2 separate regions of the Homo sapiens genome follow, and region 2 is linked to region 1. Evidence: chromatin loops called from intact Hi-C (ENCODE). Cell type or tissue: CD4-positive, alpha-beta T cell. All regions are shown on one strand.

Evidence for each region. Peaks named below come from ENCODE experiments on the same cell type or tissue, not always from the same donor. Only the 100,000 strongest peaks of a DNase experiment are listed, where the experiment ranks them.
Region 2: a loop joins it to region 1, with 3 times the contacts of the local background. A loop is called at or near these places in 18 of 110 quality-filtered maps.

The regions. Positions count from the first base shown.
Region 1 is chr5:172,958,058-172,960,557 of GRCh38, reverse strand. It overlaps RPL26L1 (ribosomal protein L26 like 1), which reads right to left and starts at 1,134. Exons shown (of 4, transcript NM_016093.4): 1 at 1,090-1,134; 2 at 517-693. The coding sequence starts at 684. RPL26L1-AS1 (RPL26L1 antisense RNA 1) reads left to right here and starts at 1,190. Exons shown (of 4, transcript NR_026682.1): 1 at 1,190-1,268; 2 at 2,301-2,419. In CD4-positive, alpha-beta T cell, a CTCF peak has its summit at 1,228; DNase peaks (open chromatin) are centred at 1,197 and 1,677; H3K4me3 peaks cover 2,048 bases; H3K27ac peaks cover 1,130 bases.
Region 2 is chr5:172,450,114-172,452,613 of GRCh38, reverse strand. All of the region lies in intron 1 of SH3PXD2B (SH3 and PX domains 2B), which reads left to right. Among named protein-coding and RNA genes, the nearest start is that of SH3PXD2B, 3.2 kb to the left of the region's middle. In CD4-positive, alpha-beta T cell, CTCF peaks have their summits at 1,009 and 1,208 (motif pointing right); DNase peaks (open chromatin) are centred at 643 and 1,223.

The sequences.
Region 1 (2,500 bases):
TCCATCAATCCCACTACACCCAAATACACTAAAACACTACTCTCACTGCAGCACCTTCCCCTACAGTCTGGTTCAACAAGCCACCCTGGGCAACAACACTTGGCAAACTAGCAGCCAGAAGGTTAAATCAAAAGTATTTTTGGTGGGGCACGGTGGCTCACACTTGTAATCCCAGTGCTTTGGGAGGCTGAGGTGGGAGGATCACTTGAGGCCAGGAGTTCAGAGACCAGCCTGGGCAACATAGCAAGACCCTATCTCTACAAAACAAACAAAAAAGCAGGTTTTTGCTTGGTTGACATACTGTTTTATTAAATTTTACTATTACTATTAAATAATTAAATGCTCTAAAGCAACGCAGGCACTCTCTGGTGGCTCTGAACCCTATCTCTGGCCTAACACATCTGAAGGGTCACACTACTTTCCAGAGTCCTGAGGCATGTGAGTCTGTGACTGCTCCACGCATGACGTTCTTAGGCAACGGTGTCCGAGCGCCACTAGCGCCGGAGGGAGACGTACCTGGACCTCGTCGTCCTTGCGGATGGGCATGGAGCGGACATTGTACTTCTGCCGCAGCTCCTTGGAGAGCGGGGATGACATGATCTTCCTGCGCACGTGTGAGGGGGCATTGAAGTGACGTTTGCGGTTTTTACTGCGGTCCGAGGTAACGAAGGGATTGAACTTCATGGTGACCCTCTACAAAGGGCGGAGAGAGACGGAATGAAGGGGCGCTCAGTGGGTTACAGGGGCCTGTTCTCGACCCAAGACACTCCTCATCCCCCAACAAAGGCTCTACAGGGGAGGTAGCCTCTGAAAAGGCAACTGAGGGAGGACAGAGAGATGCGACTAGTCTGACTATCACATAAAGTGAGGCGTGTGTGGAGGTCGCATGCCCGTCTAAAGGGGTCGTGGGGGAGAGGGTAGCACTGGGACCTTGAGGCTGAGGAAGGAATGCTAGGGTTAGGCAGGAATGGGTGGTCGGGAGGTCACTCAAAGAGAGCTGTGGGGTGACATGTGTTCCCGCGACACATAGGGCAGGGTCTCACGGGGCGGTAGAGTTCACTGTCCGAGAAAACTCCAGCCTCCACTCACCCGGCTACTAGCTGCCTCAGACCCTGAGTGCGCAGGGCCGGAAGTGAGTTTCCGTGCCGCGCAAGCGCAGAAAGACATCGAAGCCCCATTTCCGTAGGAGCGAAGTCGAATGGCGCCCCCAGCGGCTTGGGGTGGGATCTCAGTGCCTCATTCCTGGCGGCCCCGGGAGGGCGATGCCAGTGAGTACAAGGGCCTGCTTGTGTAGGGCCTGCGGTAGAGGCTTACTGGTGTTCTTTTTTTTTTTTTTGAGACGGAGTCTCGCTCTGTCGCCCAGACTGGAGTGCAGTGGCGCGAGCTCGGCTCACTGCAAGCTCCGCCTCCCGGGTTCACGCCATTCTCCTGCCTCAGCCTCCCGAGTAGCTGGGACTACAGGCGCCCCCCACCACGCCCGGCTAATTTTTTGTATTTTTAGTAGAGACGGGGTTTCACCCTGTTAGCCAGGATGGTCTCGATTTCCTGACCTCGTGATCCGCCCGCCTCGGCCTTCCAAAGTGCTGGGATTACAGGCGTGAGCCGCCGCGCCCTCCTACCTCTACTTTTTTCTATCTCTGGGACTAAACGGCGGCCGGCGGCGTGCCTGCGGGTTTGTGGCCGCCGCCCCGCCCCTCTCTCCTAGACCCCGCCCCTCTCATCCAGTCCCCGCCCACTCCGGCCGCTCCGCGCCCACCTGTGGCCCTCTTGGCCCTTCTGCCCGTGCCTGGCCCCGCCGGGTCGCTCCCGAGCTCCGCGTTTCGTTCGCCGACCCCTGGAAGACTGCCTGGAGGCCCGGGCGCCACCCAACCACTGGCTAGGCCGACACTTTGCGCGGACCCTGGGTGTAAAAGGTCCCCGGGTCTCTGGTCCCGACGGAGCTGTGAGGGAGATCAACCACGCCCCCTCCGTGGGCACCGTGGCGGCAGGGAAGGAAAAGGGCTCTGGGTCTCGACTCTCTTCGGGTTAAGAACCGACGGGGTTTATTCTATGCAAGGTGTTATTAACTCCAACTCTCCCTTTCGTTCATTCATTCCATATATGTTGAACGACAACTTAGTGCCAAATGCCGGCATGCTGAAACTCAGAGAGGGAAGATGTCTTGCAAGTACAGCAGCCACACCCAGGCAGGTCCCGTGCTCTCTCTTAGTTTATCAGTGTTCCCTGACATGTAGTGGTGACATTGTTAAACACCTGCGTTTACTAATACTAGATTTTTTTTTTTTTTTTTTTTGAGATAGAGTTTCGCTCTTGTTCCCTGGGCTGCAGTGCAGTGGCACCATCTCGGCTCACCGCAACCTCCGCCTCCCAAGTTCAAGCGATTCTCCTGCCTCAGCCTCCCCAGTATCTGGGATTACAGGTATGCGCCACCACGCCCGGCTAATTTTGTATTTTTAGTAGAGACGGGGTTTCTCCATGTTGGTCAGGCTGGTCTTGAACT
Region 2 (2,500 bases), 510 kb after region 1:
CTATCACGCCCATATCAGGCAGAGGGCCTTAAGCCCATTTGACAGATGAGGAAACCAGGGCTCAGCAAAGTGAGGTCCCACGCCTAAGGTCACAGTCAAGAGCCAAGCAGGGATGTAGATCCAGGCCCGCTGGACCCCAAAAGGACCACACCACTTCCCACATCCGGTACCCCTATAGTTTCTCTGAGCAAAGTCCTCTGAAAAACTGGGAAATCTCTCTTATCATTAGTGAAAACCTGGAAGCTTTTCATTCTCTGCTGTGTCAGCTCCATCCTTGCCAGTTTTTTGAAGGTTTTGCGCTTTGAGAACCGTCTTTTGAAGCTTTCAGCCACTTTTTGGGGGCCCCCTGAGACAAGTTTCTATGTTAAAACATAGATTGGGATTCAGATCTTGGCCTCCCAGGTTGTAGCTGTGTCACCTCAGCCTCAGTTTTTTCATCTGTGTAATGGGGATGGTGGTGTCCATTTCCTAGAGGTAGCAGCCGCATGACAGGCTGCCTTAGGGCATTCCTAAATGCCCTAAAGGCATAGCTCCCTGCCTGCCTGTCCTGAGGTATCTTGTCACTGATTGGGAACATGCCAAAGTCACATGGTAGGGGGATTCATCAAGAACTTGTTTTTCTGCATGTGGCTTTAGTCACTCATGTGATTCAAGAGGCCCTCTCCCTTCTAGCCCAGGCTTCTGGGTTCATCAGATGAGGAGGGGCAATGGGCTGAACTGAAGCCTGAGTCATCCACAGGAACAGAGAACATTTACTGCCTTGATGGCAGGGGGGCCAAACCCAATGGAAACAGATCCCTGTGGTGGGCGACCGCTGCTGTTCCCAAGCTCCACCCCAACCCCTCACACAATCTGGAAAGAGCGGGCATGAAGGCAGCTATTGGCAGGCCTGGACTTTGACTCCCATTTGGTATCCCTTTTTCTGAAGCCACCCTGGAGAGACAGCATCAGCTGGGGAGTTGAACTTTTCTGCTGTGTGACCTCGGACTGGTTGGTTTGCCTCTCTGAGCTCTAGCTTCTGTGTAAATACTGCTACATCCCTCAAGGGCAGAGTTTCTCAAACTCAACACTTTTGACATTTGGGGCTGGATCATTCTTTGTTTCAGGGCTGTCCTGTGGATTGCAGGATGTTTAGCAGCTTCCCTGGCTTCTACCCAGCTAGTTATCCCCCTTCCCAATTGTGACACCCAAAAGGCCTCCAGGCATTGATTGCTGCATGTCCTCTAGGGGGCAGCACCACACACATTCCCACCCCAGCCACTGCGCCATAGACTATAAAGTCAGTTTTTGAGAGTCCTCTTCACTACGCCCCCTAATTTCCCACTACCCCTCTCCCCATTTGCAGCCATCTCGGCCACTACCTGCTCATCACTCACTTGCCTGTGAGGGACAGGGTCACAGGTGCTGTAGATGTCATTGGAGAACTGCACCCGGAGTTCAGGGCTGCCCATCAGGGCTGGGCCACCTGCTCCCTCTGAAATGGTGCCTTCTCCATGATCAGAATGGCGTCCTCTCCAGCCCCAGCCTCAGTCACCCGCAGGCAGAGACATCATCCATGGGCCCAGGGGCAGAGCCACAGGCCAGGTCTGGAGAATGCAGGGCCAGAAGCTCCAGGTGCCTGTGAGATCCTGAGAGGCTGATGACAATGAACCATGATATTGTTTGGAGAGCCTTTCCCTGGAGCCACTGCCCTCTGTTGGAAGCAGGGAGATGAAGATTTGGGGAGCTCCTGCCTTTCTCTGCCAGCATCTTTCCTGCACTAGAGCCCGAGGGCTTGGGGATGAATGGAGAGGGGCTTTTGAGGGTGACATCCTGGGAGACCCTCCCCAGCTAGCTTGTCTTCAGCTTGGGGGGAGGAAGAAGAGCTCCAGGTAGGATTTGTGGGTTTTATTTGGATCACCCCATTTCCCGCACTGGAGAGGGATGTACAGAAGCATTAGTGTCTCGGCAGCAGGAGCCTGGAGATGCTGGCCTGCTCTGTCTCAAGATCTTTAAATGTTAAGAGGAGCAGGATGGTCGGAATATTTATGGCAGCAAGAATAACAGTGGTCAAAGTGTCCTCGGTAACCTGAGCGGGGCACTGGGTCCCTTTCAAATGGGTATATTTTCAATATAGTAATACAATATTCTGCACATATATAGATACATAGAATAAAATAGCTATCTATATCTATATACCTTCCAAGTCTTCACATCTCTATATTTTGCCAATTTGTTTCAAAACTTTTTTGTTTTTATTTTTAAGAAATAAAGCATCGCAGATGCAAACCCCCCGGACGCCCTCCCCGATGCTGCCCCTCCCCCATAAAACCACTATCCTGCATTTGATGTTGATCATTCCCATGCACTTATAAAAAATAGACTAATAGATAGGATTTTTTTTAACAGCTTTCTTGAGGTATAATTTACATACCATAAAATTCACCCATTGTAAGTGTGCAATTCACTTATTTTTAAAGTAAATTTGCAGAGCTATGCAACCGTCACCACAATGCAGTAT